Linked DNA regions of Mus musculus: regions 1, 2, 3, 4 and 6 are each linked to region 5. A link is a loop called in an ENCODE intact Hi-C map of the cell type or tissue named here. Cell type or tissue: left cerebral cortex. All regions are shown on one strand.

What was found. A loop is a pair of places that touch in the nucleus more often than their neighbours do. Peaks named below come from ENCODE experiments on the same cell type or tissue, not always from the same donor. Only the 100,000 strongest peaks of a DNase experiment are listed, where the experiment ranks them.
Region 1: a loop joins it to region 5, with 7 times the contacts of the local background. A loop is called at or near these places in 6 of 42 quality-filtered maps.
Region 2: it touches region 5 in a loop (7-fold over the local background); 6 of 42 quality-filtered maps call a loop at or near these places.
Region 3: a loop joins it to region 5, with 9 times the contacts of the local background. A loop is called at or near these places in 6 of 42 quality-filtered maps.
Region 4: a loop joins it to region 5, with 4 times the contacts of the local background. A loop is called at or near these places in 7 of 42 quality-filtered maps.
Region 6: a loop joins it to region 5, with 2.1 times the contacts of the local background. A loop is called at or near these places in 2 of 42 quality-filtered maps.

What each region holds. Positions count from the first base shown.
Region 1 is chr14:27,197,598-27,201,597 of GRCm38, forward strand. It overlaps a transcript of Arhgef3 not described here. Among named protein-coding and RNA genes, the nearest start is that of Gm34848, 66 kb to the right of the region's middle. In left cerebral cortex, no CTCF peak of the experiment used is centred here; a DNase peak (open chromatin) is centred at 1,705.
Region 2 is chr14:27,216,963-27,220,962 of GRCm38, forward strand. It overlaps a transcript of Arhgef3 not described here. Among named protein-coding and RNA genes, the nearest start is that of Gm34848, 47 kb to the right of the region's middle. In left cerebral cortex, a CTCF peak has its summit at 1,561 (motif pointing right); a DNase peak (open chromatin) is centred at 2,878; H3K27ac peaks cover 1,027 bases.
Region 3 is chr14:27,346,932-27,350,931 of GRCm38, forward strand. The region is part of intron 1 of Arhgef3 (Rho guanine nucleotide exchange factor (GEF) 3); the gene reads left to right. Among named protein-coding and RNA genes, the nearest start is that of Arhgef3, 13 kb to the left of the region's middle. In left cerebral cortex, a CTCF peak has its summit at 646; DNase peaks (open chromatin) are centred at 2,361 and 2,836; H3K27ac peaks cover 1,391 bases.
Region 4 is chr14:27,336,230-27,340,229 of GRCm38, forward strand. Arhgef3 (Rho guanine nucleotide exchange factor (GEF) 3) reads left to right here. Exons shown (of 10, transcript NM_001289687.1): 1 at 1-40. Among named protein-coding and RNA genes, the nearest start is that of Arhgef3, 2.2 kb to the left of the region's middle. In left cerebral cortex, a CTCF peak has its summit at 1,998 (motif pointing right); DNase peaks (open chromatin) are centred at 395, 473, 1,104 and 1,991; H3K4me3 peaks cover 2,805 bases; H3K27ac peaks cover 2,139 bases.
Region 5 is chr14:27,267,479-27,271,478 of GRCm38, forward strand. It overlaps Gm34754 (a long non-coding RNA gene), which reads right to left. Exons shown (of 3, transcript XR_383312.3): 3 at 3,874-4,000. It also overlaps a transcript of Arhgef3 not described here. Among named protein-coding and RNA genes, the nearest start is that of Gm34848, 3.6 kb to the left of the region's middle. In left cerebral cortex, no CTCF peak of the experiment used is centred here; DNase peaks (open chromatin) are centred at 1,600, 2,519 and 3,180; H3K27ac peaks cover 2,321 bases.
Region 6 is chr14:27,427,734-27,431,733 of GRCm38, forward strand. It overlaps Tasor (transcription activation suppressor), which reads left to right and starts at 1,101. Exons shown (of 24, transcript NM_001114879.2): 1 at 1,101-1,651. The coding sequence starts at 1,336. It overlaps Gm52095 (a long non-coding RNA gene), which reads right to left and starts at 894. Exons shown (of 4, transcript XR_003951011.1): 1 at 809-894. In left cerebral cortex, a CTCF peak has its summit at 1,819; DNase peaks (open chromatin) are centred at 1,047 and 1,813; H3K4me3 peaks cover 2,093 bases; H3K27ac peaks cover 1,806 bases.

The DNA of each region.
Region 1 (4,000 bases), 70 kb before region 5:
TGTGGGGTAGATGAGGAACTGGAGTACCTGTGCACACGAGTGGGTTCCCATCCTCATGCGTTTTAGGGTGACGGGCACCACACATAGCCTTTGGAAGGTGACTGTTTTACTTCAATGTTAGCGAGGTGTTTATCTGAGAGCACAATTCCACTCTTGTTTCTGCGCCTTTTCTCTTCCCTATTCCTGGCAGTGGGGATGGGACTGAGAACTCTGGGAAGGTACAGCTCCTAGGGAAAGACATCTTTGAAGAGACAGTCTCACCCTTAGTGTGGGCACCCTATGGACAGGGTCCAGCAGGCCCCATTATGGAGTCTGTGCATGGCCTCTGAGGTAGGCAATAATCTGTCACCTGAGAAGAATAGCCTGAGAGTCTGTCCCAGCCTCTTGAGGCCCAGCTGTCTCACACCTAAGTCTCCACTTGCTCAACTCTGTGTCTGGGTGAGAGCCCATGTATAGTGAAGCTGCCAGGTCAGGATGGATCCACATGTCCACACTGGGGTTGGAGTCTTCTTGCTACTTTCCTCCTTATTCACCAGGGTGAACCGTAGCAATGAGTCCCTATTGCTGGCTAGTTATCTGGCTTCTCCTTCTAGAGTCATGTGGGAGGAGCCATCTGAGGGGCTGTATATATGTTTAAGATCATTGAGTTACAGAAATTATTGTTATGGTTGAGCTTCTGGGTTATTTCCATCCTCTTGGAACGTGTTCCTTAAATTGCTACCAGATGGCACGTGGGAATGTTCTGATAGTCTATGGCAGAGGTTCTTAAACTATGAGTTGTGAACCACTTGGGGGTCAAATGACCCTTTCACAGGAGTCACCTAAGACCATTGAAAAACACAGATATTTACATTATGATTCATAAGAGTAGCAAGATTACAGTTATGAAGTAGCAACAAAAATGATTTTATGGCCCAGGGTCACCACAACCATACTTTGGGGTCGTGCTGCAGCAGGAAGGTTGAGAACCACTGGTTTATAAAACTCCGAGGTCCAGTACCAACATCTCTTGTCTGCCCACACTCATTGTTACCTTTAAAAACTGCTCTATGAAAGCAGAGGTACTCGCTTCTTTAGGTTTCTGTTTTACTAGGGAAGGTGGGCAGTGTTTGTTACTGTTTAGTGGGTAGGGTTTCTTCTTCCACCTACACATGACCAGGGCATATCAGTGTTTAAAAAAAAACAAGCAGGGCAGTGCTGGCTCATGCCTTTAATTCCATCACTCCTGAGGCAGAGGCAGGAGAATTTCTGTCAGTTTCAGCCTGATCTATAGATCACGTTCCAAGAGAGCCAGTACTACACAGAGAAACCCTGTCTCAAAAAACTCAAACCAAAACCAAAACCAAAACACCCCCCCCCCCCACACACAAAAGAAACCAACTAGTATCTTATGATTATAAAATTAGTGTATATGAATCATAAAGTTTCATATTCCAGGAATATGTAACAGGAAGTATGATTCAGGGAATACGTGACTTGGTTAGTCTTCACCCTATGAAATCACTACTATGGAATTGGCTTTTTAAGAATTTTTAAGACAAATTTTACCGTTTCTTCCTTGACCTTGACAGCTTTGGAAAACCCATTCATGGCTCTAGTCTCTTAAAAGGTGTTCTATTTAGTGGTATTTTTGACTAGGAAAATCTATGACTCTCTGAGCTGGGGACATGCACGTAATCCCAGCTGCTGAAGAGGCTGAGGTGTGAAGATTGGATTTGAGGGCAATCTGGACTACTCAGGGAGATGTGATTAAAAAACAATCTATTCAGAGATACAATGCATCCACACGACTCTTCAAGATTTGGGGTTCCCCAGTGACAAACTCCACATCTCCCTGTCATGCTCAGCTGTCCCTCTGCTGAATTCAGTGCTGTGCTTTCTTCCTGACAAGGGTGCTGTCCTTTTGTAGGGTCAGGCTAGGGCACGGGAGAGGATGTCAGCTGCCCTCTCTGCAGATCTCTTTTCTCTACCCGGTCTTTCCATGAGCCCCATCTGCCCAACAGCCTGGTCCTGGTACATCCAGGGAACCAGGGGGTAACAATCATATGAAAGTGTGAGCAAGTTGGGGGCAGGTGAAGAGTGAACTTGCAAGGCTGGCTGGGTCCACGAATCAAGCTGTGTCCCAGAGGGGCTGGGAGGAGCATCTCTGCTTGGGCAACCAGGTGAGGTTGCCATGGGGATAACTATAGTAACTCTGATCAAGCACTGGCCCTGCTCTCTCCCAGCTGGAAGATGAGGTGCCCAGGAGAACAGCTTTGCAGTGCCCTATGCATTCAGACAGGCTGTATTTGGTAGAAATATTTGGTAAATGACACACAATTAATATATTCTGGCTAACTGACCAGGAAAAAAGAAATCTTATTTCTTAGGTACCTGGAATGGGACTGCCTGGTTATGCATATGTTGAAAACCGGCCCCTCAGCTACCACTGTTATTGCCTTAGTCCATAGGGTCCTATGAGGATCTGGGGAGTTAATTAGCACGAAAGGAACACCATTGGGGCCGGGGAGAGGACTCAGGATAGCGTGATGCCGTGTAAGCACGGGCGCCCATGTAAAAGCAGGGAGCAATGGGCTTGCGTGTGCCTATAGCATCAGTAAGAGGGAGAGGAGAGCCAGGCATGGTGGCGCACGTATTTGATCCCAGCACTCGGGAGGCAGAGGCAGGCAGATTTCTGAGTTCAAGGCCAGCCTGGTTTACAAAGTGGGTTCCAGGTCAGCCAGGGCTACACAAAGAAACCCTGTCTCGAAAAACAAAAAAACAAACAAACAAAAAAAAATAATAAAGGAGGGAGAGGAAACTAAAAGTGGATACCGTAAATTCACTGGCCAGCTAACTTAATAACTAAGTTCCAGGTTTAGCGCTAGGACCTGTCTCAAACGATAAGGTGGTCAGTGACAGAGCATGATGTCCTTATGTCAACCTCTGGCCTACCCCAGCATAAATGGTATTAATGCCATGAAAATACTAAAATATTAGCCTCTAGCTCATACCCCCCTTTTCCCAGCTGCCTGAGTGGGTGACCAGGCCCTGAGGAGGTGCTTGCTGTTTGCTACAGCGCCTAGATCCCCTCACTGCTACAGGGCCTAGATCCCCTCACTGTTTCCCTCACAGGCAGCTATCAGGGGTGGGGGCAGCAGGTCACCACACCAGCCACCCACAAACATTGGTATTGAAGGTCTGGCCTTGGCTCATGCCCCTACCTCTGCCCCAGGCCTGTCTTCACGTTGGACACTCACATCCTCTCTACGTGTGCTCCAGCAAGCCCGCCTCGGGCTAGGCTTCACCACCCTAACTCACTGACAGTTTGGGAGTAAACAAGTTTTTATGTGTGGCCCCAGTCACTGCCAAGAAGAGCATTTGTGGAGCTTCTAATTACCCTGGAGACTGCGGTGGGTCCTGTATCAGAGTCAATAAACTGCTTTAAGTGATGCTGGCTAATTTGAGAATTTGTGGTGTCTTAGTTGCTAGGAGCAAGAGAGCATTAATTAGAAACGCCCATTGTAAGGCCTCAGTTTTAGGGCTTGGTTGTGCACATGTTGGGCCACCGACCTGCTGACTTATTAGCTGCTGATCAACATAGTATTGAATGAAATAGAAAGAGCTTCTTCTAGTCCTCCCTTCTTGGACAAAACCCAAATAGTAACACTTGTTTTCATTTATTAATTAATGTATTCACTTTGCATCCTGATCGCAGCCCCTCTCTCTTCTCCCAGTCCCTCCCTCTCTGAGGAGACGGGGAGGCCCTCCCTCCCATGAATGTGCCCCGCCTGGCACATCAAGTCACAGCAACACTAGGTGCCTGCCTCTCTTGCACTGAGGCCAGACAAGGCGGCCCAGCCAGGGCAGGAGAGTGACAAAGACTCTTACAGGTGGTCCATAGGAAGTAGGAGAGGGTCAGGCCACGGGACTTGAACTTACCTCCTTTTTGTTTATCATTTAGATATAGTTTGACATGTTTGCTTTTCTCCCCCTTATATTATTTTTACATAAGATCGAA
Region 2 (4,000 bases), 51 kb before region 5:
GCCGCATGTACAGATTGTGCACAATTGAGGCTGACCTGCTGGCTGACTTTGTTTGTCTAATGTAGCTATCACTTCAGTTAATCCGTGTAAAGGCTGCTTGAACTTTGGGCTAATTAGGGAATCGTAGCTGAAAGTGACAGAACTCAAACTGGGGACTGACAGGAAGGCTCAGTGGGTAAAGGAGCTAATGCTGAAAGCCTAAGGCCTTGACTTGATTACCTGCGACCCTTGGGAGAGGAGAACACATTTCACAGTTCTCCTCTGCCTTTCCTGTGTGTGCTAACACACCCTCCTGGAATGATAATGTATAAAAAAGTGTGTGTTTGTGTGTATATATGTGTGTCTGTGTGTATGTGTGTGTGTGTGTCTGTGTGTGTGTGTGTGTGTCTGTGTATATGTGTGTGTCTGTGTGTGTGTATGTGTGTCTGTATGTGTGTTTGTGTGTATACAGACCAGAATGCTACCTAAGGACCATTCCTTGGGATCATCCACCTTTGCTTAGTTTAGTTCCAGGGTCTTGCTCTGTCTTAGATCTTGCAGATTTACCTCCGCTGGCTGATTAACCAGTGTTCCACCTGTCTCTCCTGCCCCAGTGCAGAGATTACCAGTGCAGGCCACCATGCCTGGCTTTTTACAGGAGTTCTGGAGATCACACCAAAGTCCTCATGCTTGTTCAGCAAGCCCTTTAACATCTGATTTCATCCCCTCAGCCCACAAGACAGGTTTTCAAACATGCAGTGGTATAGGAATTTTTCAAAGTATGATACAGGAACTAAGAAGTTTCTGGAACCTGCTTCTTCTCTGCCATTGGCACAGCAGCTCTACAGACAGACTTCCTCCAGTTCCCCCGGACCGAAAATGCATCCATGTTCAGAGACATAGCCCATCCCCACATACACCGAACCCAGAGTTACTAGTTTCTCATTAGTCTAGCTTTGTTAGGTGGATACTTCCGAGCCAGTCATCAGTGGTCAGAAGAGAGGGTTCCTCTATTCCCCCATTGTTGCTCTTACTGTAACCATAATAATAGGTGGAGTGGGAGAGAGGAGGGAGTGGGGGGTGGAAGGTAGAAGGGAGTGTGGGGGGGAGGCTAGTTTCTAGAAGAGAGGCGGTACTGGGACAATGATTCTTGTTCTCGGAAGTTATCCCTCATTTCTCCTTGTAAAGTAGAAAGTACAGTTGTCCCCATTCCTAGGCTCTGACTTCATGAGGTCCTAAAATCTGAACCTCTCTTCCTGAATAGAAGCCATTCATTCAGAAACTGATTGGCTGTTTACAGGGAGCAAGAATATCTGATTCAGCAAGAGTACATATAAATCTATAGCAGTCTCAAGTCAAAGTAATAGCAGGCCCTGGAGGTTGTGTTCTGAAATGGTGTGAAGCTGTTTCTAGACTATCCACAAGTGTTGGTATTTGGCCATCCTTTTAAATAGAAGACTGCCCCAACAATCAAACCTGTATGGTAAAGTGGTTTATTATACACATTTCATAGAACTCTTTATTTGTTTTTAAAAATTAATTTATTTATTATATGTAAGTACACTGTAGCTGTTTTCACACACACCAGAAGAGGGCATCTGATCTCATTACAGATGGTTGTGAGGCATCATGTGGTTGCTGGGATTTGAACTCATGAACTCATGATCTTCGGAAGAGCAGTCAGTGCTCTTCTTAACTGCTGAGCCACCTCTCCATCCCCCTCTTTATTCTTTATTTTAATAAAATTTAGCCTTCAGTATACCATATCATGGCAGCGATCTTGCTACCCCAAGGAACCAAGGGAAATTTCCCCTCTAAAGAAGAAACTTCCCATTCAGTTTCCTTTCCTCACAGTGTGTCTATTTTTCCTGTTTTCTGCCCATGTCAGAATCTGGGAATGGGAGCTGGCTAAGGCCCTGTCCCTGGCTTTCTTTCCTCCCATCTTCTTTATCACTGTGGTCCATCAATAGATCAGACTGGGAGTCACCACTGCCCTTTAAAGATCTGGACCACACTGCTCATTAAATCATGTCAAACACACAGGGAAAAGCAACTTGTCATGGTGTTTGAATGTCCTTTGCCTCCTTAGCAGCCAAGCAAGAAGCCCATGTACAGAAGGTTCCCTGAACCACTGCCCCATGCTTACATCGGCGATTCAGAAACAGCTAGGCCTAACAGCTCATGCCTATCATCCTAGCACTCGGGAGCCCGAGACAAGAGGATTGCCACAAGAGGCCAGCCTGGCTTAGAATGAGAAGCCTCTCACCCACTCCCATTGCACCCTTCTCTCCCTGAGGGGCAGACAGACCGATCTGGGGACACCTCTATTAGGGCAGGAGCTGCCTTTTGCCATTTAGCTGGAAACATTGCTGCTGAATTTCTTTCACTTGTTTCCTGGATAAGGCACACAGAGCCAGGGTGGACAGGCACGCGTGGGCACCCACATAAGGCCTCCTGTCGATCAAGTGTACATTTGTATTCTGTGCCTCTGGCTCTCCACTACCTCCTAAGTCTTGTGTATACTTCATGTGTATACATGGTACTTTAAGGACTGGTGCCTCGTGGATATTAAGTATCTTTTGCTCCTTTTATTTGTGTTTAGCACACATATTTTACTTACTAGCCATTTACATATACATGGTATATATATTATTTTACTTACTAGCCACTTACATATACATAGTATATAAAGTAGCCTTGTATAAGCGACATGACTACTTTATGTTTGCACCAGGGCCATTTTTAATGGATGAGCTTATGTAAGTGTGGTAATGAAATTCCTCTCTTGCTTGAGTTTTGGGCTCATTGGCATCCACCAGCCAGCTCTCTTGCCATCTAGCTCTGCAGATCTCCCAAGTCCTAGGCCAGCAATTTTTTTGTGCATGATTGTTCCCGCCCACTCGCAGGTGGCTCTGGCAGTGGAACCAGCTGGCTTTGACACTGGCGCAGCAATGTGTACCATTAGTCCCCGACTGCTTGCTTCTCACACAACAGCATAGAAGGAACATTCTGTACGTCAGAAGACTGCTAATGCGCAATGTCCCCAGGCTTGATTGGATCTAACATCCACTCTAACAGTTACGGAAAAAAGGGGAACAGGCTGATATATATTTTTTTAATGGACAGAGAAGGGTTTGTTTAAAAGCATAGCTCTGAGTTAAGAGAAGCACGATGGATGATGTATCAGCTATGATCTTAATTTATGCACGTTCACCTAAACCTTATTGCAGGAGGGATGGGAGCAAACTGTATGACTCAGTACAGGTCTTCAATGACATGTGTGTAACTGATTTTTCCTCTGATGATCATTTTGGGGATTCTAACCCATGCTATGGGCCTATCTGTACAGTGTGCACCCTAACACCAAGCAGCAGCTTTGTCTGGCGCTAAGGTGCACGCACCTACCGTACTCGCCGTAGCAGCAGAGGAGGGAGCATTGAGTGTGGCTTACTGAGAGGAAGGGATCACTTGGTTCCTTCCTAGGGCCTTTAGCATAACTGTCAGTCCAATGTGTGCTGCGTTATCGTCATCTTATTATAAATAGTCACGACGGCAGCGAAGCTGGGGGCCGAGTACAGTGAGCACTCACCAGCCAGAACCCACAGCTGCTAATGTTTGCTTTACTTATTGCCCTTAACTGTGGACTCAGTTTGGTTTTTATTTGCTGACACTTCAAAATAACACAATTGCAGAAACATCAATGCCTAGAATAAGGGTACTGGCCACGTGTCCCTCTGGCCCAGCAAAGTTCCAATGTAGCTGCCTCTCCTGGAAGGTTCCCCATGATCTCTCAGGATTGGCTGGTGCATCCCACGGGAATTTTGTTTCTTAGTTTTTATCTAATCAAGGATTACAGTTTTGTTGTACGGTTTCTTTCTTTCTTTCTTCTTTTTTTTTTTTAAGATTTATTTATTTATTATATGTAAGTACACTGTAGTTGTCTTCAGACACACCAGAAGAGGGTGTCAGATCAAACCAGCCCCTGTTGTACGCTTTCTTAAGTCTATGTTATTCTCAGATA
Region 3 (4,000 bases), 79 kb after region 5:
CCACAGGACTTCAGTTCCTTAGCAGCCACAGCCGCTTCTATTTAGAGTGTAGGTCTTTGAGTAGAAGCTAGGGTGGTCAGTCTATGTAACGAAGTTACTCATCCCTTCCTAGGCAATACCAAGTTGGTTTCCCAAATGGTCCAAATGGAATTGTTGTTGTTGTTAATACCAAGTGGTCCCAAATGGTTCAAATAGAAATTTTTTCTTGTTGTTGATATTATAGTTATTGTTATTGTTATTATTATTACTACTACTACTATTTTTTTTAATAAAAGATATTCTAAGCACACTGGCAAGCCTCACATCTTTCTTTGCAGGTAGGCGAAACATATCTGTGGTGTGATTTTATAGTTCCTAGCATGAGTTTTAAACAGGAGATGGTGTGTGAGTCTGAGTACAGATGCACCCTGGCCATTGAGGCAGCTTCCCGCTGGCATATGCATCATCCAAGACTCACCCAGGGCTGACCACAGACAAAGGGAAACCGATGAGGGTGGATTTGATTGCTTTGAGCTCTTCCTGCTGTAGTCTAGCAGGACATCTTAATTACAAAAGGGTCCTTTGTTAGAAGTGTAGGGGAACTCCACAGTGTAGTGACTCCATTGGTAAAGAATTGAGTAACTAAAAATATGACCTCTAGTGTTCTTTAGCTGTCAGTGAACAAGTACTGAGACCTGACTGTGTCTATTGTTTCTCCCCACATTTACAAAGAAAGAAAAAAGCATGCTTTCTGTCTATTTGAGTGTGACCAAATCATTAGCAAAACTAAAATACTGATACTTATGGTCGTCCGTCTGTGATGGGGTGCTCAGTGAGGAACTTGAAAGCCTGTGAATACCGTGTATTAGAAAGTAGTCCAGTGAGACCACTGATGCTGGAGGTTGTCTAGCCCAGGTCTACCCTTAGAGGGTCACGTCATGTCTGCTGGAAGCACATGGGTACTCTGGTCCCAGAGTGACAAGGCTAGCAAACAGCAGGCTCAGCTTCTCCTGTTTTCATTCCTGCCTCAGGCTTCACCTCTCTTCTGCCTGTGAAGTTGCAGTTTTCCATCCAGGTTCCCCCTGGATTAGGAAACTAGAAGAACCCAGGCCTTTAGACAGGCGAGTGACCTTGAGCTCTGTATTTGCTAGGTGATCCTGGGCAAACTCTAAAGCCCTTTAAGTCTTCTTTGCTTGCTCTGTGAAATGGGACAATAAGTACCACTGACTCAAGGCATTGATGGACAGAAAGCCCTTGGATACAGACTGGCAGGGTACGGCCCTGTGTATGCCTTGCTGTTGTGCCTTGGGAGGTCAGGGTGGGAGTGGCAGGAAAGGCTTTCAAGTCAGGTAGATTTGAATGTCAGCTCTGCTGATTAATTACTTGGTAAAACTTGGAGCAAGTGGTTTCCTTTCCTTGGACACCTGCTTCCTCTTCTATAAAATAGGGTCCTGGCGTTGCTGCCTGGGGTAGACAAGAGAGTATGTGCTAGAGTCAGGCAGAGAACAGCCTTGGCAGCAGGGCCCACTAAGGCTTGCAGGGCCAGCTACCTAAATGCTGAGGTAGAAGGGAGAAGGATCCAGTGCAGAATGAATCTTTTCTCCATCCACGTGTCTTTTACTACCTGCATTGGGGGTTGGAGGTGGGAGTGTCCTCTACCCCAGAAATACATACCATATTCAGCAAAACTGCCTTTGTTTCTTCTAGAAACTTATTGACACCTGTTGCCTCTGACTCCAAAGCTCCATCATTTTGTTTGACACAGCAATCTGTGACTAGTCTTCCTTTTTTTTTTTTTTTTTCTGGTTTTTCAAGACAGGGTTTCTCTGTATAGCCCTGGCTGTCCTGGAACTCACTTTGTAGATCAGGCTGGCCTCAAACTCAGAAATCTGCCTGCCTCTGCCTCCCCTGCTGGGATTAAAGGTGTGCGCCACCACCGCCCCAGCTAGTCTTCCTATTTTTAAATCACATTAGCCTTCAGTCTCCTGATTATCTTTTGTAATTGAAATGAGCTGAACTCTAGAGCTCACTCTCTCCCAGGCTCCTTGCCGCCTTGCAGATACCTTCTTTTCCATATTCGCACATGTATGAATTCTAGTAGACCCTAAATGATTCATTCCTTTGTATTAAAGTCTGGGGGCTAGAAAGAACACACAATCATGGTTCAAGGTTGCAAATGTAGAGTTGAGAAAGCCAGGGTCTGAGGTGAGCTGGAAAAATCTCTTGTTAGTGAACATTTAAAAAAAAAAAAAAATCCTGTCTTAAAAAAAATGTGCTGCACCATGAGAAGTGGCCAAGCAAACAGCATTGTGTTCTGCGTGAGCGTGCACACCCATCCTAGGGAATAGCATTTGGAACTATTTATAAACTTACTTGAGGGGTGTGGGATGACAGAGGACCATAGAAATCTATTGCACGTCACCACCCTCACACTTAACTGAGCAGCCTACTCTCTACCTTATTTATTCACATACCATTGCTCATTGGGTGGCATGGTGTCACCCCAACATGAAGGTTTAAATTAATACACACACATACACACACACACACACACACACACACACACACACACAAACACATACACAAACACACACACACACACACACACAAACACAAACACATACACAAACACACACACACACACACACACACACACACACACACACACACACGTTTCCAGTTCACTGATTTTTCTCATGTCATTGTTTGGTTGTTTTTTCCACGTAGAATAACCAGATTTGGGTTTATCCTGTTCTCTCTTGGGAGCTGAATGTTCTAAAATGTTCTGTATTCCCTGGTTGGTAAAGTGTGGGGACTTGCTGCTGAGGGCACACGTGGGCCAGGCATCTGAAGGGATAAAACGTGCCACTGGGTACAGCTGGCACATGGCAGAAGCATCACACGTATTTTATGTTTCTTTCTGGAAGTCACGTCCCTGAAAAGCTTCCTTGCTCAAAAATCATTGTCAAAGCTAAGAAGTAACCAGAAGGCAAAGGAGTGTATCTGCTCTCTCCTGCAGCCTGGGTCTCCCGCCCCATGACAATGCAGGTTTTATCTAGCAGCCAAATGTGATCCCTGCCTTATCTTCAGCCTTATCTTCAGCCAGACTGCAGACCTGTCTGTCAGCTCAGCTCCGAGCGAGATGCATGTCATCATCCCAGATTCAGCTAGAACACTCTGTCCTACCCTTTGGGACACCAAGATGGAGATCTGCGCACGTGGCTCTTTCCATCTCTGTACTTCTATTTCATTTTCTGGGAAGCTAAGATAATGAATGCTGAACTTTGGGAGATGACAGGTAGATAGAGAGGCGACACATGTGAATCCGTAGTGTCCTTACTGAAGCAAAAGGCACCATGTCTGTGTGAGAAACGTTCTGCTTTGTATATCTGATGGAATAAATACCCAGCGTACCTATGGTTGCTTAATCCCAGACAGTCCTGGCGCCTGGTAAGACTGCGTACCAGCTCCTGTAGAGCATAATTCAGCAGAGTGTTAGCAGGGCCTATCTCGTGCAGACCTCAAGACCAGCGTACTGGCTCCCCCAACCCTACTCTGGTTGATGTCTTAGGATTTCACCACTGTTTTTTGTCCTCCAGCGTAGCCTTGAATCCTGCCAAGCCTCTCTCAGTTTTACTAAACAGATGATAAAGCCAGGAATGAGGAAGGAGAAGCCAGGAATGAAGAATGAAAACATGCCAGTGGTCATGGCAGTGGAAGGTGAATTAGGAAGTATCAGGGAATGGCAGCGGGCTGGCGAGCAGGTTGGAGGAGGAAGCAGGCTGCCCTTTGCACTTTGGAATAGGCAAGTGCTCTGGTCTCATCTGGGGGCTCCCACTGAGGTGGGCCTATGACACACACATTCCACAGAGTCTCCCATGCTCCCCCACACAACTCTAGGAGGGTCATTGTACTTCACAGCTAGCAAACCAAGCCACAGGAGGTTACATTATTGGCTCGAGGTTCTAAAATAATAGTCTCTGGCTAGGAAGATGGGCTTATATTTATCCCAGTATACTTT
Region 4 (4,000 bases), 69 kb after region 5:
CTTGGAGGCGCCCCTGGGCAGCGGGGTGGCCAAGGACGAGGTAGGACGCGCCCTCCACACACCTGCACCTCCGGGCTTCTCTGCCACCTCACCCTGTGTACCGCTCGCTTTCTCTCCGTCTCCCCCACGTGCTGCGCTTCTCCAGATCGCCCCTTCAAGTGTTCCCTCTCACGCCTTCTCTGTGGGTCCTCTATCGCTGCCCTGCTCCCTGAGCTCGGGAACCGCAGATCTTTGATGCTGCTTCTTTCCTTCCGAGCGACTGGCAGACCGAACCCCAGTCTCTGTCTAGAGCCTGCAAAGGCACCTACCTACCCGCTGCCCTGTTAGGAAGGCCCGGGTGTCGAGAGAGAGCCTCGTAAAGCAATGTCTCCCCGTCCCCGGCCGGGGTTAAGAGAGCTAAGTTCTTGGGGACCGGTTCAGACATTTCACCAGACACACTTGGTTTTGTAGCTGTTTGAGAGCAAGGGCGGGACAGGGCACCTTTACTTGTCACAAGTAACCAATAAAGGAGGTTGGGGGAAGGGTGTCGTTCATTTTGGGTCTGAGCTAAATGAGTAATTGAGGCTCTCCTTCATGACTGCTGAAAACGAGCTAAAACGTTGGTGAATGGGAAGCTGACTTGAAATGCTAGAAACAGTTCCCATTCTGGGAACTTGGGCGCGGGGAGAGGGGCAGTGCCCTTGGGTAATCCAGGGAGTCCTCTCAGTTTGGCTTTCTTAGGCTTTCCTCTCCCACCCCCATGTGTCCTGTCTCTGGCAAATTGCTGACTGCCCTTAGAAGTTGGTTAGGTTCAGTTGGGGGAGAAGACGATTCTCATTCTTTTTCAAGGTTTTAGAGAAGACAGTTAATTGTCTTATCAGACTCCAGTTTTGCTGTGGTGGAGTCCGTAGGACCAGCTCATCATGTCGTCTGTCTGTGTCTGTGTCTGTGTGTGTGTGTGTGTGTGTGTGTGTGTGTGTGTGTGTGTGTGTTCGTTCTCCACTTTCCTCTGCCTCACTCTGAGAGACTCGGGGTGGGCAGTGACGCTGGAGGCAGGTGTGTGTCCCGCCTTGTCACAGCACTGTTGATTCCACCTACACAACACATGTAGGTCTGCTTGGTGTGTGCCCTTGACGCTCTGAATTCTGTATAGGTGTGTTTTGGGGGTTGGTAGCATCAGAGATCCATTTCCTCCAACAAGATTGCCTCCCTTCAACAGGACTCCACCAGATTCTGGTTAGATCCTCCTTTTTGTTTGCTGAGCACAAGATAAGCCTCTGGCCTTTCCGTAGCTAGTTGAATATTTGTAGAGTTTGTAGTCTCAGCAGCTGTGGAAGTGTAGTGGGCTCTCATCTGTTTGGTACCGTCATGGAGTTCAGGTTGATAGAGCCTAGAATGGATATGAGTTTTCAGTAGCAATGGGACTGGTGGCTTCTCCAACTCCTGGGAGGAGATAAAGCATACCTGGTTTGGTTAATACATTAAAGTGGGCCAGAGAAGATAAGAGTGAAAATCGCTGGGAATTCTGACCAGGCTTTTTTTTTTTTTTTCATCTTTTTGTCTTGAGTTTTGGGGTCCTGTGGTAAAGGCTTGAGTGAACCTGTCTGCTTATTCCTTCTTCCCTTGTTAGTCATAGTCTGTAGATATATATGTGCTGTAGCATTTCAGGAACAGTTATGCTAATTTTCCTCACTACTAATAGGATCCACAAAATAAAGTATATCTTATTTTCCCTTTGTGGGGATGTAATTATGTAAAAACAAGGATGGGAGGTGAGTGCTTTTGGGGAATATTGGTATTTTTCAGGGATCACCATTGAGTTTTATTAATATAATTGTCTTTACCATAATCAAAGTACACTTTACACAACTTGATGGCTCCGACTTTGTTGGTCAGCTATAAATCACTTCCCAATAATGAAGATAGGCTAGATTGGAAAAAGAAACTTAAGTGGGTTTCAGGGCAAGTTTCATTAGCACAAAAGGCGACTGAACAGAAATATATATTTTCTGCCGGTAGGTGTCGCCAGTATTTATAAATGTCTAACAGCAACAACCAAAAACCACATTCCCTCACTGTCTTAAAAAAAACAAGATTATATAATTGTTTATAAAATAGATATTAAGTCCTGAGAACGTTTCTTTTTCAAGAAACTTTTCTTTTTTTGTAAAAAGAACGATAATAAAAGGAAACCTGTGTGTCTGAAGGCCTTCCTGAGATGACAGGACCTGTTGACCTTCAGGGCGCTTGTGTCGAGCACCTGTGCCTGGCACAATTGTGTGATGGCAGTTCCTCCTGAGCATGTTCGAGGGAAGACCGTGTGTGCAGTGTGGCCGTGGCTGCAGCCAGGTTCTTCTAGCACTCAGTCACCAGCAACTTGATGTTCACTTAACAGAAAGCTCAGCGGGGAACAGGTAACCATGCCATCTACCTGAGGAAAAATGATGAATACATTCTCTTAAAAGCAAATAATAAAATTTCTCTTCAGGGTTTAATTCAAATGCTTCTTTTTAAAATTTTATTGATAGTTTCCAGTGGAAGCAAAAACGATACATGTTTACATTTTTTCTTTAAAATAATCCATTTTAAACTTTAAAAAAATATTCCGCATAGGTTATGATAGTGCATGCCTGATATTTTGTATCAACTAATAAAATAGTGCTGCTTCTTCTGCCATTTCTTACATGGGTTGGATTGCAAATACTGCTCCTAAACCTGGCGTTTCTTATGGGTGTATGCGTTGGACTGCAAATGTTTAGGTGTAATGCCCCTGACTAACTAGCCATAAAATTCTCCAGCTCTCATCATCACTGTGAACTGTGAGGAGCTTTTTACACAGCTTTGGATTTTCACAGAAAATTGTCACGTGATACAAGCAGTTTATTAATGTAACCTTGCTCAGTTTATCTCCATTTTCATTGTCATGAAAACTTTGATCTCTGCTCACTCCAGGACTGCTCCGAGTACCTGCTCAGTTCCCTAAGTGGGAAGCTGAGAACGCTAATGAACCAGGCTGATTATCAGTTCAAAATCTGTTTCTCTGTGGTAAGGTTTACTTTAAATAGAAGGTGAGGTTTACTTTAAGTAGAAAATTCAGTAGCCAGGCATGGTTAAGGAAGTTAAGGTGAGGGCAGGCTTCTAAGAGTTGTAGGTCAACATTATGTTTACTATTTGTGTGTGTGTGTGTGTGTGTGTGTGTGTGTGTGTGTGTGTGTGTGTATGCATGCGCATGCGCGCACGCATATGTGCAAATTCAAGCATGTGAAGGTTAGAGAACATCTACCTCTCTCTCTGAAATGTTGAACGATCTGGGGATTGGACTGAGGCCATTAGGTTTGTATACCTGTTGCTCTTACCTGCTAGTCCATCTCCGTGACCTCAGTTTCATTTTTAATGGAATCCAGACATTTTTCTTGTGTTAGGCTTGGCATCCTGGTAGGCTTCTCACTTTGGGCATAGATGTGTTCCTTGGCATCAGGCCTCATTGGTTGGTGGTATTTCTAGCCATTGCTTCATCTCTTGGTGCTTATAAAAATCTCAGTGCATAGGTAATAGGTGTAGTTCATGAATAGTTGAATATTACCCTGGGCTCCCAAAAGTATAGGTTCTAGTTTTTACTCAATCAGTAGCCTTGCATAGTCTTATGAATAATGGCATACAGTGGATATAAAATTAAAGCATTCTACCATGCCAGGATCTCTTAAGACTCCTTGTAGCTCATCACAAAACATATATTAAATCCCAGCTTTGTGAATAAGGACACCAAAGAAAGGTGACTTGCAGAAAAAATACAAAGAAAATCCAACTCGATCCAAGATTCAATACCAGATTTTCTGATGGATTTAGCCTGGTGTTCAGTACTTAAAAAAAAAAAAAAACTAATGGAAAAAAATGAAGGTAAATGCAAAACAGACATATATAATGCCCCCAAATAAATACTGTCTTTTAAACAGGTAACCTTAACTGAGAATGTACCTCTGAAGCTTTAGCTACAGGACAAGCTGGGCCCCATGTTCTTCGG
Region 5 (4,000 bases):
AATTTCTAGATAATGATTTTTCCCCCTATGCAATTACAGATGTTTCCTCTTATCTTGCTAACTCATGTATCATGCTTTGTCATAGTAATGAGATTTTGTAGAAAGAAAAAAAAACTACCCCATTTCACTAATAGGGCTATCTTAGGGGCTTAGCTATTGTCGGGCTTATTTCTGATTTGCTTGGCTTTCTCTCTGAGTCTTGGCAAGCAGGCCTCCAGAGCCTAGGCTGGGTTTCCTCCATTTGTTGCCATATTACAATAATTGTCCAAGTTAGCGACCTGGAAGCTGTTGTAAGGGCTTCCATGAAATTGCCATGTTGCAAGTTCCACCAATCCTTAGAGTCAACAGAGCTGACAGGAAGTGTGAAAGAACCAGGCATGGCCAGGAAGGAGTTTATCACCAGACCTGGTGCCCCATGTGCACTCAGAGGAGATGAACTAAGCTGAATAAAGTAGTGGGTGAAGCCACCCCTGAGAAGCCGGTTCACCATAAATGCAACCATATCTAAATATCTAAGCCCAGTGAATAAGTTATTCTGATAAGGAAGTGGTCTTTATCGATTGGTCAGTGGTTTAGGCTTTAAGGGACTATGTCTTTGTGCTTTTAAGTGGCAATGTCCAGGAGAGTCCTTACAGCAACAGTCCTGAAGAGGTGGTGGATCTGTTGGTATTTCATAATTTTGCACCAAACTGGCCAATAACCTGAAGACTCAAACAGCCCCCCTTGCCTCCATAGCAGGGACTGAGGCACATATCAGAACTGGCTAAAGAGTTGTTTTGTGCTTATTGCTCTGAATAAGTGGAAAGTGTGTGGGGGCGGGGAGGTAGGTTTCAATTAGTGGCTCCTGGTGGTGGGTGTGAGGGGTAGGGCGTTAGGTACTTCTCAGTTTAGACTCCACTTCCTAAATGATGAGACAGCCACAGGATGTGTGCGTTGAACAAGAAGTTGCTAGATAAGAGGGGCATCTTTCTGGGTCAGTAGCCAGGTTCCCATTCAGTCAGCATAACGCTGGCAACACGGCCTGCTTTTGGTACTCACTCTAGAATGAGAGGTGTGGGGGAGGGGGAGGGAAAGAGGAAGAGGGACAAAGAGAAAGACCTCTAAGGAGTACCCCCCTTTAAAGAACCATTTGTGATGTAAAAAGCTAGGAGTTTTTTCCACCGGTGAATTCACCCATTGATTCATAAGGATCTGTCAAGCATGGTGACACACATATGCAGTCAGTCCCAGCATTTGAGTTTGAAGCTAGCCTGAGCTGTAAAGCAAGATCTTAAATCACATGTAATTCCGGGGTATTTGAAGACTCCAGCCAAGTCCCTTCTTTGAGAACTCCTTTTACAAGGGACACTAGAAGGTCTTGAAGCCCAGGGAAGGATGACCTGCCTACAATGAATTGTTACCTCGTTGGGACTAGAATGTCTCCAGAGTTGACAAAATAATTGGGGTCTATTTTTCCCTCACCACTTGAACTGATCCATCGCCTGAGCCCCCAGCTTCCGGAGAGGATAGAACAGAAACTATTTCAGAAACGAAAAATTAAGGCAGCGTATATTTTTGAGAACAATTTGCAGAGTGGAGAAGGCTCCTGGCAGCCGCCTCCAACTCTCCTCTCACGTCATAGGATACGAGTGGGCTGCTGGTGGAGAGAAAGATTCTCCCACTGCAATTTGCTGGTTTAAATCCTGATGGTTGAGAGATGCCCGAGTGGGGAACTTGGTGAGCCCTTGATGTCCTGTGAAGGCCTTGGCAGGAAAGCCAGCTGTACCCTAACACAAGAACTCAGCTCAGCCTGAGACAATGAGCCCTGGGCTGGACATAAAAGCAGCCCTCAGTGACAATGTGCTAGGAAAGGCGGGCCACTGTTCTCTGTGGAAACTTAGGGACAGAGAAAGAGTAGAACACTTGGCAGACCCACCTCCGAGCAGCAGCTGTGCTTCTACATGTTGCCTTCCTATCATCACAGATGACCTTTATGATGTTGGCATTGCTTGACGTGCCATCAGGTTTGATACTTGCCAGTTTGTAGGGATTTAAGGTTTGCTGCCTTCTGTGTCCATGAACTCACTGTGCCCACGTGGTCCTGAATGCTCTGTGTCTCTATCAGTTCCCTTCTTCGACCCTGTGAGTCTTGGGGTTGAGCCCCGGTCGGCGGGCTTGGGAGGCAGATGCCTTTACCTGCTGAGGCATTTTGCTGGTGCCCGTAAGCACATACGGTTTTAAAAACAGATTGTGACACACATTAATTCAGTTTGGGACTTTTCACTTACTATTTGAGAGTGCATCACTGTATCTCACAATATCCCTTAAAAACATGGTTTTTAAATAACTACATTGTCAAATGAAGGCACCAAATTCACTCAGCCTATTATTTTTTCCTTAGGAATTTATGTAAGCATAGGACTTCCTCTGTTATAAATAATACGGACGGGCATCCAAGAATATGCCTGTGTGATCCCTTTACTCAGCAGGATCAAGTCCAAGATGTGAAATTCCTGGCTCACTGGTTGTATCCCCTGAGCAGCCATATGTTCCTCCTGTCAGTGGGAGGTGGAAGCCTTGCTAGAGATGCTGAGTGCCTTCTATAGAACCTGGTGGGAGTGGCACATTGTCTGCTGGCCCAATCCCTCTTCTCAAGCACCACCTTGTCCCTCTGCTTCTGAGGGCCCTCTTGGCTGGCGACTAGGAGCTGATACTGATACTTCCTTTTGATTCTAATGGGGCTTCTCTGTGGAAAGAGGTGTCTGGACGTGAGGTTGGGAGAGGAGCAGGTTAGAGCTCACATCCTTCTTATGTTTTCCTTGCCAGTTTGTAGGGATTTAAGGAATACTTGAGGAGAGTATACCCTGTCTCCGTTGTGACGATACATCTTTTGTCGTTCCCCTGTGAGGCATCTAGACACACTCAGATCTTGTTTTTTCCCTCTCCTGACCAGAGGTGAGAAAGGGGTCAGCTGCAGCTTTCGTGCAGGAGAGTAACCTCAGGGCTCCATCTATAACGGAGCCCCTCTCTGTGTATGCCTGGAGCCTTGGCACTGGACTCCCTGCGTCCTTGTACCACCAGGTTATCCTGGTTTACCATCTTTACCTCCCAGACTCTGGAAGTACCCTCAAAGCGGGTTCTATCAGAGCCCTGCCATCCTGGCTTGGACTAACCTTTCACCTGTCTAATACATCTAGCCATTCTGGTTTTCTTTCAGTTTTTCAATACTGTCAGGCTTTGCCTCATCACCGGGCCTTTGCACACACTGCCCACTATGTCAGGAGTGTACTATCCTCTTCTTCTGACTTTTACCCACTTGTCCTTCATATCCAGTTGCCAAGAAAGACTTCCCAGAGGTTCTTGCATTCTTCCCTCTAGCCACTCCCAATTCTATGTCTCCATCTTCCTGACATCACAGGCATGTGTCCCTGTTACAGCAGTGACCACACAGTTCTGTGATGCCTGCTTGGTTCTTAGCTTTCCCAGAGCATCTCAGAGCTCCTTACAAGGGAGTCTGTCTGTGTGCTGCCGTTTTCACATACTCAGCAACCTGCACAGGCCTTAACCCATAGTAGATGCTCAATAAACATCGGATAAAGATGGGCTTAATGCCTCTTCTATTGTGTGGATGACTGAAAGGAAGGAAGAGAAACATTATGAAAGGAAAAATCGGTGGGATTTAAAAATTCTTAGACAGAAGCTGAGATTAATATATTTATTCAGATCTTTAATGCTAGGAGATGTTTTGGACTCTGATCATTCACTAGACTGTCTTGAATTTATTACAATATGTGGTACAGTCATGCTCTACTTACAGGTTTACTGGAAAGTCTATGAACTCTTAAAGGCAAACTATTACAATTTAAGCAAAGGATACCATAAAGTCACACCATATGACAGATCTCACATGGGAGGTTTAATGGGGAGGGAGTCTACAGAGGCTGCCTCTGGGCAAGGGCGGAGGGTAGAAGGATCAGGGAGAGGAGGGACTGGCCTTTTATAAGGGGATGTAGCACAAGCA
Region 6 (4,000 bases), 160 kb after region 5:
ACCTGGGCGTCCTGCTGCTGTTGCTTAGAGATCTTGAGTAAAAAGTATCCCGTGTTTCTTCATCAAATGCATTATTGGGCCGGAGCTGCTTGAAAACTAGGCCTTAGGCTGTATAAATACTTTGGATGAAATTAGACCTGGCTTTTGTCATCTCAATTTGCCTAAATTTCAACATTTAAATTGTGCAAAAGCATCTACTTGGTATCTGTTGTGAGAATGTGTCTATACAGATGGTAACTCAGAACCCCTTACCTAGAAAGAAACTATTGAAAGGCCCTCCCTTCATTTCACTATCAAATTGTTTTCTTCTAGGTGGTCGAACATTCTTCTAGGTGTGCGAGCATTCGTGCCTCCCATCATTAGGTTGTAAATTGTGCGGAAGAATCCCAAATATTGAATGTTTGCTTATGTAGTGCTTTGGTCTGGAGTACGACCAGTGCTCGTGATCTACTGGGAAAGCAGAAAGTCTGGATGGAATAGGATGTTATCACCCTGCTTATCACTGGAGGCCATTTTCTTATCTCTCTTCACTGCCTTTCTTATTGTTTGTTTATAGTCTTTATGCATATAGGTGGCTTGCCTGCATTTATGATAGAGCACCACACGTATACCTAGTGCCCTCCGAGGCCAGAAAAGGACTTGGATTCTTTGAAGTGACTAACTGCTGGTTGAGTTGTCCTATGTCGGCTGGAGCTCGAATTCTGGTCCTTTGGAAGATCAGCTCAGAGCAGACCGATCACACGACCAGGATCAGCCAATTATGTGCCGGGTTTGGTCCACAGACCTCCGGAGGAAAGAAGGTGCTTACTTGCAAGAGTACTGTCCGAAAGACGTCCTCTGGGCTTGCCTCCGTCAAACGCAGTGCGGAGAGGGCAGGGCCCAGGAATCCGCAGAATGCTGCCAAGCCCAAGCCCTCACTCTGAAGCGATGGCGTCGACGCTTTCCCCGGGCGTGGCACTCTCCTCTTTTGGCGGGCTCGGCATCGCGAGGCTCCGCCCTCCTGGAACGGTCTCTCTGCAGTCGCGGAGGCGGGCTCTGCATTTCTATTGGTAGAGCGGGTCCGCCGAGGCCCCGCCCCCTCCCGGGCCCGACGCGAGCACGTTGGGTAGCCAGGGCCGGTTGAAAAGCCGCCCGAATCCGGAGCAGCTCCCGGGGCGAGAGGCACGCTTAGGGCCGCGGTGGCGGTTAAGAGGCGTCTCTGTGGCTGGAGTGCGGTCCCCGGGGGCGGAGGGGCCGGGTGGGCCGAGACCTCGGCGGCCTGGCCCGCCGCCCTTCCTCCCCTACGCCCGTCGACCTTGTGGGCGGAAGCTCCCTGGAGCGCCTCACGCCCGCGCGATGGCGACTGCCGCGGAGACGGAGGCCCCTTCGACGGACGCGAGCTGGAAAAGCCGCGGCGGCGGCGGCGGAGACGACGGGATGAAGCCAGCGCTTCCGGAGCTTGAGTCCTCCCTACAAAATGGCGGCGGCGACGGCGGCGGCGGCGCGGGGCCTGAGGAGACCGCGGCAGCTGAAGCCGCCCGGAGCTACGGCCACGAGCAGCCTCAGCAAACCTCCGAAGCGGCCGCGGCCGCTCTGCCCAAAGGCGCCGAAGAGCCGGAAAGGCCTTTTAGGCGGAGTTTTCAGATCCCCAGGAAGAGCAGAGAAAAGAAAGGTGGTGCCTCCCCTTCCTCCCACCCCCTCTCTCGCTTCCCTCCCCCTCCATCTTTTTCATTAAGACCTCTCTGTCTCCTCTCCCCACACCCATCCGAGACACGTAAACACGCACGCAAGCGCCAGCAGCCTCTCCGCTCACGGCCACGGCCGCCCAGCCGCCCTTGGTGCGAGAGGATAGGGTGGAACCACGCTCCGCCGCTCCCCCTCTCCCCGTGGAAGTTGGAAGTAGCTCAGGTTTGAAGCGTTTCCATAAGGCTGCGGCTCCCCGAGCGGAAAGATGGTGCTCGGTGCCCCTCTTTTCCCCCAAGCCCCGAAGGCAGAGAAGCTGATGGTGGCCTCCTAAAGATGCTTCTGAGAAGTCTGCTTGTGGAAGTAGCCTGTGGCCATGGATTCTGAGGCTTTCTCCAAGGCCACTGCGTTCTAAGGACAAGTGTTTCTCACTGTGGAAATTCTTCAGCTCTGTGTGTCTACTTGAAATGTGCTCGATGTCAGCGTCTTCTATTTAGAAAACTCTCCATTAGTATATGCGCTCCATGCAGTTTTCCATCACACTTCATTTCCATGTAGTTTTTTTTTTTTTTTTTTTGGAAAAGCATTAGCTTACGTAGGTTCTTCTGTATAACTTCCAAGCCTAGAATGACTTTTCTTAAACGATTATAGGAACAGTTGGGTTGCTTACTTTTTGAGATCTTAGTGCCATATTGTAAAACGTACACTTTTTTTTTTCTTAGAGTAGGTTTTGACTGTCCGATAATTTGGAATTTTCTGGATTTGACTTAAACACTTACCTTCTTACTGCGTGTTTTTTTTTTTAATTGTTTATTTCCCAAATCTTTTTTTTTTGTCATTTGAATATCTGAAGATTTAGAATCTTGATTGGAACCGTGCATCTGGGTAACCAACTCTCTGCACAACTGAGATTATGAAAGTATAAAGAAAGTTCCTTTCTAAATGGATGACAAAGCGAAGGAAATAGCATGAGAAACCATGCAGAGAAGGATGAAGTTGATCTTTGCCGGCTGAAGTGAATGTTTCTAGAAATACTCTTTAAATGATGTAATACTTTAGGGTGTAGGGCAAGACAGTGAATTCACTTGATGTCGTTAAGGTGTGTATGGCTGTGCTGATACAAGAAAAGTTAGATACTCATCCCCAACCGCCAGTTGGTAGAAAAGGTGAGAAGTACTTTTAAGTAGGGCCTCATAATGTAGTAAGGGCTTAACAGTTTCAAGCTGTATCAAACCTTTTTGACATCCTATTTTGGATTTTAAATGACTAAGGCTTTGAACAAATCATTAAAACAAGACTTTAAAAAGGGACCAGAAAACTGGCTTAGAGTCCTTTAGGATTCTGTTTGAAAATTTAGTAAGGTAGTATGTACTTCTTAAATTTCATAAGCCAAATCCAGAAGTTGCTCTAAAATGACTGCCCTTGAACATACTAAAAGTGGCACAGGGAATTAGGGAGTATAAACCTTAGCTGCTTTTTCCGTGGAGTCTGATGTATTCCTTGGGGGAAATGAGATAGTTTCCATTTTGCCTAGGGATATGATTTTTACTTTCTCAATTGTAAGGGAGGTTGTAGTTAGAAAAACATGGTAGGGTTTTTTTAAATTTTTACTGAAAATAATTCTTAATATCTTACTGTAAATCAGGCAGCAGTTGTTCAAATAGTACATAATAGGGTCAAATCAAAACTTTACAAAAACCAAATAATAGAATCTCCTTAAGTTGTTCAGCCCTTCGACTTGAAATGCTCCTGTCTCAGCCTTCCTGCTAGGTGGAATTACAGGTGATATCATGATCTATTAATACAGCGCTTTCAAGTAACTATTTTACCCATCTCAGATTTTATTCTAAATTGGGAGAAGTTAGTCTTTGAATTTCAATTTTATAGTTAAAAACATTGTCACTTTAGAACAGTTACAAGAGTCTTTTTCCTTTTTTTTTTTTTTTTTAAAGACAGCCTTACAGCCTTTTACATAGTCCTGGCTGCCTTGGAACTCACAGAGATCCACCTACCGTTCTCTTCAGAGTGCTGGGATTGAAAATAAGCAATACCAGCCTTACCTGTCTCTGTCTGTCTGTCTCTCTCTCTCTCTTTAAACATCACTTAATTGGATATAGTGTGCAACACAGAACAAATGGTTGGAAGGAAAACAAAATAGTATAGAGACTGTTAAGTTTCCTTCCATCATTGATGAGAAGGTTTGAAAGTATGTTTAGGATTTAGCTTGGTACTAATGGTCATCTGACTTGCTAGTATAAAAATTTTTTTTTATAGATTTACCAGTCTTAACTGTTTTCTGGTGAAACTTAAAGTTTGGATGTTAATTTTTAAACAATTT